Regions from separate parts of the Homo sapiens genome. Here region 2 is linked to region 1. The links are chromatin loops, found by intact Hi-C in ENCODE. Cell type or tissue: breast epithelium. All regions are shown on one strand. Each heading gives the region's core, and the rest is flanking DNA. Links, peaks and the distances in the headings are about the cores only. Region 1 overlaps DYM (dymeclin). Region 2 overlaps CTIF (cap binding complex dependent translation initiation factor).

Region 1 (4,392 bases), core at 168-4,167:
TATGTGTTGGACAAACTGTATTTCCCCCACTCTCACTGTTCTACGCTTCAGCATTGCTTCTCGACCCTCAGTGACAATGGAGAGGAACTCTTGTCTTTAACTTGCTCTCACATTCTCAGATCCTATGCTTCCAGGTTATTAACCTCTGCTGTCCATTTACTGCATGCTGCATGTTGTATATGACTGACAATTGCATGTTTTAATAAGACATGTGTCAATTAAATTATTAAAGAGAACATTTATATTTGAAATGGTACTAAATAATTTTTTTAAAATAATAGCTGGATTTTGTTTCCTTACAAATGTCTTCTTAAGTAATTTATATTATGTTTCACGGGAGAGAGGAAAGCTTTCAACCACAGAGTTGTCTATATAAACTTGCCAGAACTATTCTATACCGCATTCCATTTGGGAATCTTTTGATTTATAGTAGTTGGAGTGCTCTGATGTTTTATATGAAATAGACTCTACAGTTACTATGACCTTTGAGTTCTCCTTCATGCAAGCACACCTGAGAGCTAGCTGTAGGATTTCACCTATGTTCCGATAGAGGTGCATTCAGTTGAGCAGGTTGATTTTATAGGAAGGCAGAAATTATACTATTGGGGTTTTGTATTTTGTACTCATTTTATTTACATACAGAGTGGCTATAAAATCATATAAAATCAGCAGGTTGCAATGTGTCATGGATGAATGTAGATTAAACATAATGGGGGTCAGTGGAGTAAGAAAGAGACAAGCTGTCAATCTCGAATATCAGAGAAAATCAACACCTGCTGTTTTGTGTTTATCGTGCACCAAAATAGAGGGGCAGTATGACATTACCACTTTGTGCTTTGCAGTTAACATTTTTAACACGTTTTTTTTTTTCTAAGTAAGAGATGACTTATACCAGCACTATACTGTTAGCTAGATATGGTGATTTAAGGCAATAACTTCACTGCCAGATGATTTAGATGAAGAAGGAGAAAACTCCATGACAACCTTAACCAGAAATTAGCAAACATTTAGAATTTAAAATAGACCTTTTCAGATGATGAAACATATAAAACTTGAGACTATACATAATATCTAAGTGAAAATACTTGATTGCTAGGAAAGGAAAGCAGTCTGGTGTGTAAGTTGACAGAGACTTTTCTTGGAAGCAGAAAGATTTTATAGACTCGTGATGATGTTGATCAGCCTCACATCGAGTCATTGTAGATACTTTTGAGAAATAAAAAACTGAGGGTTAGAAAAGTAGGTGAAAATAATAGAATTAACTGTTACGTATGTAATGTTAGAAGAATTTATCAAATTTAGCAGACTAAACCCAGTGACTTTCCACTGGCTTATGGAAAGTGAGGGAATATCAGGTAAGTTGCATGATACTCTCAGGAATTGGAGACAGAGTGTGTCTGGTTTCAAGGAATGAGGAGAACTGCTGCTGATCATTGAACTTCTGAAATGTGCAGGATAATTGACGTCTTTTTCTTTTTAATTTTTTTTTTTTTTTTTTTTTTGAGATGGAGTCTTGCTCTGTCACCCAGGCTAGGCTGCAGTGACTCAATCTCTGCTCACTGCAACCTCTGCCTCCCTGGCCCAAGCAGTTCTCCCACCTCAGCCTCCCGAGTAGCTGGGATTACAGGTGTGCACCACCACGCCTGGCTAATTTTTATATTTTTAGAAGAGACAGTGTTTCACCATGTTGGCCAGGCTAGTCTTGAACTCCTGACCTCAAGTGATCTGCCCTCCTCGGCCTCCCAAAGTGTTGGAATTACAGGTGTGAGCCACTACACCCGGTCGACCTTACTCTTATTTACTAGTGTATCATCGGACTCTCCACAAAACCAATAGGAGATTTTATATGTAAGTGGAGAGAGAGAGAGATGGAGACAGAGCTATTTTGGGCTTTGGCTATTGCAGGGGCTTGCAAGTCTGAAATCTGTAGGGCAGGTTGGCAGCCTGGAAATTCAGGTAAGCCTTGATATTGCAGTCTCAAATTCTAAATGCACAGGGCAGGCCGTCAGACAAGTGACTCAGGCAGGATTTTTATGCTGTGGTCTTCAGACAGAATTCCTTCTTCCTCAGGAAACCTCAGTCTTTATAATAGCTTCAGCTGATTGGGTGAGTCCTATTCATGTTATAAAAGGTACTCTGCTTTCCTTAACATTCCATAAATGTTAATCACATCTGCAAATACCTTCACAGCAACATCTAGACTAGTGTTTGACCCAACAACTGGGCACAATAGTTTAGCCAGGTTTACACATAAAACATCATCACACTATGCTTCTCTTCTGTGTTCTTTGTTACCACGTATCTGTTCCATGTGTTTTTCTTTGTATATATCCTATCCTGTCATATCTCTCCTATGGTTTTGTGGAAACTATAAGCCTTCTGGGGGTAAACACTATATCTTGTTCATTGTTATACATCGTATAGCATATCATGCCTGGCGCATTGTTAACCCTCATTAATACAGCTGGCAGCAGATTTTAGCATTCGTCATGTGTGCCAGAGGCCCCTGTCTTTTTTCTCCTGGAGTCACACTCCTCACCTAGCAGGAGCAGACAGGAGACAGAAATACATGTTCAGCTGGGAAAATAAAAGAAAATGAAAGAAAAAGGAGAAGGAAGACAAAGTAGGGAAAAACAAAAGTTTAAAAATGAGGAGAAAGATGGAGACACCATGTGGTGAAAGCAGTGTCCAATTCCTGAGCCTCCTTCCCCTGATGCCCAGCAGAGTTCAGCCAACACTCAGTTTCTGAGTCAGTGTAGAATTTATTCTGCATTTTCTGTTTCCTCTTTCAACACCTTTCCTGGAACCCCCTCCTTCCTTACCCACTTGGGTTTCTCAGTACTCTCAGCTGGGGTTTACAGTATGAAGCCTCCAGGGGGTATTTTTTCAATATCAAGCCCTCCTGAGGCCCTGCCCATTTTTTTCTGAACAACAGAGAAGAAATACAGTGTTAATATAGTGTAGTGGCTAGGGGCATGGGCTCTGGAGTTAAGGCTTCCTCCCCATACCCCCAACCAACTTTCACTCCTTGCCTTACCACTTGCAGTCTGGGACAGGACAGAGGACACTGTTCTATTCAGGACAGACCTGAATAGATTTGCATAAAAGGAATTACCTCGCCATCTTCTCTTGCCGTGTTCCTTTGCAGGTGACAAACATTTTGCATACACAGTGACACATGGCCAGGTGGAGTGTAGTCCCTGCAGGTGAGAGATTTTCTTCAACAGAACTACATTATATAGAGAGACAAACCAAGCCAAATATCTGAATGGAGCAATCATGGACTTACTTAACAAAATCAAATAGCTTTCTGTTATGCGGAATTTAAAAATGTAACTCAGTTTCTAGAGAGAAATATAAGCTTATTTCTTAAAAAAGAACTTTACCAGCTGGGCGCGGTGGCTAATGCCTGTAATACCAGCACTTTGGGAGGCCAAGATGGGCAGATCATAAGGTCAGGAGATCGAGACCATCCTGGCTAACACAGTGAAACCCTGTCTCTACTAAAAATACAAAAAATTAGCCAGGAGTGGTGGCACACGCTTGTAGTCCCAGCTACTCAGGAGTCTGAGGCAGGAGAATCGCTTGAGCCTGGGAGACGGAGGTTGCAGTGAGCCGAGATTGTGCCACTGCACTCCAGCCTGGGTGACACAGAGCAAGACTCCGCAAAAAACAAAAAAACAAAAAAAAAACTCTACCTTAGTCAAACATGACTTACTGCTATAGATAGAAGTCTTACTCCACTGCAAACTTCTTCCAAATGTAAGAATTCGTTTCACAGCAACCCTGAAAGAGAGCACTTCTGTGTGCTGCTTACCTCAGAAGGCAGTAAAGCTCTTGCTGTTTCATTTTTAGAAAGATTAGAATATGTTAAGCCTGCCTACCAATAATTTTTGTATATTGGCTATAGCTCTGTGCTTTAGAGAAACACATAAATGTGTAAACTGTGCTGTCTATGAGGTCCCCTTGGGTTTTTGAAAACACCTGTCATTGACTCCCCTTAATTTTTGTTCTCTTCAGCTTAAATACCTTGGCCACTTAAACCATTCCTGACAGCCGATGATTTTTAGATTATGCAGTCTTTTTATTATCTTCTTGGATGATTGATAGTACCCATCATAAAATTTGATATCCAGAATTTGATATAATATTTCAGTATATTTTATAATTTAAAAATATGAATTATAAAATTATAGTTATGTTATATGTATTTTTTTCTCATCTACTATGGCAATCTGTAATAAATTATACTCTTAATTTGTCCTAAGACTGGAGTGATTTTTAAAAGCAGGCACACCTTGACTCATATAGAATTACCAGATCTTTTTCACACAAAAACACATTTCTCTAGATTTGTATATTTAATTATTTGAATGTGATTGCAGGGCTTTA
Region 2 (4,392 bases), core at 135-4,134, 440 kb after region 1:
ATGGTTCTGCTTCTGGTCGAGTGTATCCGCCTCTCCTGGACAGAGGGGCCCAGAGAGGGAAGACCTAGAAGTAGGAAAAGCTGGCCTTTGGGCACACCATGGGTTTAAATTGCTCACATGATGCCGATTGGCCTCAGAGTAACCCAGGCACTGATGGCTGCCCCTGCAACAGCGCCTCCCTTCCATGCACTGCGCCGTGCACTCTGTGTGTTCCTGACCTCTTGGTGGCTGTCTGGAGGGGAGCTGGGGAGACCTCTGTCTCCGTAAGGGGGCCTGCTCTTTATCTAGACAAGGTGGAACCTGGCCACCCTGAACACTGTGGGTATAAATACTCTTAGAGCGGAGGGTTGAAGGCCAAGTGTGGCATTCCTGCTGGCTGTTGAAAGAGTTGTCCTGTCATCTCCTCTTCCTGTTCCTCTCCCCCTCTGTCCCCTCAACTCCCTTCTGGTTCATTATAGGCATCAGAAACGCAGCTCAGGCAGGTTGGTATGGGCGAAGGGCAACAAGGAGATAAGCCCACAGCAGCATGGTGAGGGGCACCAGGGCCGGGGGTGGGGCACCCTGTGCGGAGTCTCTATCCATTCTTCCTATCAGCGGCCCACAGGCCAATGTTAGGGGCCCTCTCTGGAATGCAGGCTATGTACCCCTGGGGAAGCCTGCTCACCCAGGGGCTCTGGTTCGAAGATGCCCACTGACTTGTCCCAGAAGCTCTTGGAGCCCACCATGGCACTTACTGAAGGAAGGGGACCAGCGCTAGGGGAGCACAGTTCCCCATGGCAGGCAACCCCAGCTCCTGGCTCTGGCTGGTGGGGGTGGTGGTGGAAATGCCACAGTTCCATGTGCCAGGGGCCAGAGAGCAGGATCCTGAGAGTAGGGCAGGGAAATGAGGCCTGCCATCACAGCTCAGGTCTTTGAGGGGCAGGCTTAAGCCTGGATATGCTCCCTCTCCACAAGAGACCACGTGGCTACCTAGAACCCCTGGTTCTCTGATGTAAAACATCTTTAAGTCCAACATCCTATGACCTATCAACATGTCTTCATGGCCTCTTTCAACCTCTCCAGGCCTCAAGTCTCTCAACTGTAATACGAGGGGGTTGGACTGGATGATCTATAGATCCTTCCTGCAAGTCTACACTGGTCTATGATTTTTAATTGATCCTGGAACTCTACATCTCAAGAACCCACAATGGCTCCCTGAGTCCCACTTTATAAAGTCCAGATCCTTCTGCCTCTTAGTCGGTCCCCCTTATAGACTTCCTCCAGCTCTCAGCTGAATTTCAGTAAGGCAGTGTCCTTATTGTCCCTCAGTTGTGTCATTTCTTTGGCTCTTGGTTCATGATATTTCCCCCATCAAAAACACCCTTCCTGGAAACAGTTTGGCAGATACTCAAAAAGCTAAAGATAAAATTTCCATATGATCCAGCAATTCCACTTCTAGGTATATACCCCAAAGAATCAAAAGCAGGGACTCAAACAGATATTTGTGCATGCATGCTCCTATCAGCATGAATCACAATAGTCAAAAGGTGGAAGAAAATCAAGTGCCCATTGACAGATAAATGGATAAACAAAATGTGGTATAGACATAAAATGGAATATTAGTCAGCCATGAAAAAGAAGGGAATTCTGACACATGAATAAACCTGGAAACCATGATGTGAAGTGAAATAAGCCAGGCACAAAAAGAAAAATATTGTATGATATCCCATGTGTGCTATTTGTAGAGTGGGTGAATTCATGGAGATGGAAGATGGAGGGGAGGCATTGCTGTAGGGGAGTTATTGCTGTAGGGGAGTTATTGCTGTAGGGGAGTTATGGTGGGTACATGGCTTTTGTTTGGGGTGATGAGAGGGTTTGGTGGGGTGCCGGGGGATGGTCATGGGCATTGTCCAACATTGTAGGTATGCGGGGTACTGCTGAACTGTGCACTTAAAACTAGTTCAGATGGTGAATTTTATGGTATATTTTACTGCAATAATAATTTGCCAAAAAGAAAAGAAAAGAAAAACAGTAACAAAGCTGTCCTGCCCTCTTCCTCCTCTGTGGCCACTCCCTCCCGCTAGGTTTAGCTCTCTTCTTGCTATAATACTGGGGCAGGCCTCTGAGCTCCTTAAGCATTTTCAGGAAACACCTTGGCGCCATGCACAGGCTGGTTCCAGAGGAGGACCTCAGATAACGCAACACTATTTTCTTCCTTTTGAAAGAGTGACCCTCTGTGGTCTCCTTCCTGCCCAGGGGCCACTGCTCTCTCTTGGTAGTGGCTGGGAGCCTCCCTGGGGAGCCAGGGACAGGGCGGTGAGCAGTTACATAACCCGCAGGGAGATTTTTTCCATCAGCCCAGGCGGTGCCAGCTTTCCAGCGGCAGCCACGGCAGGTAGAGGCGCCCTGTCTGGGCCGGCCGTGCCCGGGCAGGGCAGAGATGCTGCGATCTGGAGCCGCTTAGCATAGCTCAGATTCCCCGCGGCGGCTGGGGGCCGGCCGCTCACAGAGCTGGGGGGAAGGATCTGCTGTCTCCTGCCTGCCTGGCTCCGGGGAAGGAGGAGGAGGAGGTGCTGGGGGTGAGCTGCCAGCCAGCCAGGGGTGACCCTCTGGGGCCTGGGACACCCGAGCTGGCCTTCTCCGGTAACCCACTTATCTGCAGGGCCTGCTTCGGCGTGGCAGCCTCAGACAGGGCAGTGCCCGGCCAAGTTCTATCAGGGGATTTAGCAGGGAAAATGAACCCTGGGTGGGGGGTGAGGGCATGCAGGGAAGGGGACACGGTCTGGCAAGGGACACGGGTGATGGTGAAATAATTCCTGACCTGGGTAAAGCTCTCCTGGCCCAGAAGCGAGAGGGAGAAAACCCCAGGCCATTCCCTTTTGTGGCTGTGGCCTGTGCTATTCCCATGCCTGCCTATCCATGCTCCTTCCTCCCCAGTGAAGGAAGCTCCTGGAGCCAGCCAGCTGATGCCTGATGAATACCTTGTGGGTACCAGTATGGTGGTGGGACACAAAGATGACCCAGACGCATTCTTTGCCCCAAGACATCCACAGATACAAGTCTCAGATAAGAAAAGCTTAAACAGGGGAGCCCAGAAGACTTCATGAAAGGGACACATGGTAAATGTTCAAGAGTCAGAGGAAGGTGAGGTCCCTGGGCTGGGAGATCAGGGAAGGTTTCCTGGAGGAGGCAGATTTGACTAGGAGGAAGAGTACACCTGTCAATCCTGGGCCCACCGCCCAGGAAGACAATAGTCTAAAAGCACTCATTGCCTGCCCTCATTGTTCCACATTTAATCAGCGTAGGGGGGGGAAATGGAAATGCTGCCCAAGACTGAGGCATGGGGTGGTCTTTGGGAATCTAGGATGGGATAAAGTTAGAAGGGCCTCCCAGTTCATCCCACCAGGGCAGGGCACCCACACTGATGGAGCCATCCGAGTGGTGTGGCTCAGAGCTGGGGTCCGTGCATGCATTACCTCATTTAAGCTCTACCACAACCCAATCATCCCTTGCAGGACGGAAACGTGGGTGCAGAGACATGTTTTAAATGCTCAAGATCAGCATCGAGGCAGCAATCGATGCTACTGCACAGGTTTGCTACTCCTCAGGCCTCAGCGTTGCTGCCTCAGGGCAAGAAATCCTGTCTAGAGAAATGAGATTCGGGGGCACGACCCACACCTGTCTGCTCCAGATGGCCCAGCTGACCTGATTCATGAAGCTGCAGGCTGGTCTTGCTCTCCCCTCCTGAGCCACCCACGCTCCTAACAACACAGGGCAATGGCCACTTTTCACGGGAAAGGAGTGACTTTTGTCCAAGGCTCCCTCAGCCTCTGCACATCTAGAGTCTCTGACAAGGCCTGCAGTAGACTGCCCATGAGACTTGTAAAAGCCCATGCCGTGCACAGAAAGGCACTTTGGGCTTTCTCAGGAGCGGGGCTCTCTGTGATTTTGAAGAACACAGTAGTGGCGCAGTGGCGCAGTGGCACAGTGGCGCAGTGGCAAAGAGGCAGGAAGCTGGGCACTTGGTTTTGCAGGAAGCTCACTGGTCCCTGGGGGCCTGGGGCAGTAGTTGGCACAGCAGCAGCACCCAGGCCCCCCTGATGATATGATGACTGGACACCTGGCATGCTGCTGTTCTGGGCACTTTCCAGGACTGGCTGAGGATCAGTGGTCATTTTCTTTCCTCGCTTATTTTCAGATTCAAAAATCAAAATGCTTGTTTATGATCCGGTCATCGGCTGCTCTGTCTCACTGAGCACTTCAAAGCTCCAGAGAGAACCACAGGCTTAGCACTCCTGGAAGCCACATGTTCCCCCGCCCCACCCAAACTGAACAGTCAGGGCGATCTGGTCTAAGCACTGACATTGAGGTATCCCACCTGGGTCCTTGAATGCAATGCTTAAGATTTGCACA

Evidence for each region. A loop is a pair of places that touch in the nucleus more often than their neighbours do. Peaks named below come from ENCODE experiments on the same cell type or tissue, not always from the same donor. Only the 100,000 strongest peaks of a DNase experiment are listed, where the experiment ranks them.
Region 2: a loop joins it to region 1, with 8 times the contacts of the local background. A loop is called at or near these places in 1 of 110 quality-filtered maps.

What each region holds. Positions count from the first base shown.
Region 1 is chr18:49,205,293-49,209,684 of GRCh38, reverse strand. It overlaps DYM (dymeclin), which reads left to right. Exons shown (of 18, transcript NM_001353214.3): 14 at 1-134. Among named protein-coding and RNA genes, the nearest start is that of MIR4744, 160 kb to the right of the region's middle. In breast epithelium, for the core only: no CTCF peak of the experiment used is centred there; no DNase peak of the experiment used is centred there.
Region 2 is chr18:48,769,895-48,774,286 of GRCh38, reverse strand. All of the region lies in intron 9 of CTIF (cap binding complex dependent translation initiation factor), which reads right to left. LOC107985147 (a long non-coding RNA gene) reads right to left here. Exons shown (of 2, transcript XR_001753444.2): 1 at 1-4,392. Among named protein-coding and RNA genes, the nearest start is that of CTIF-AS1, 70 kb to the left of the region's middle. In breast epithelium, for the core only: no CTCF peak of the experiment used is centred there; a DNase peak (open chromatin) is centred at 2,406; H3K27ac peaks cover 1,387 bases.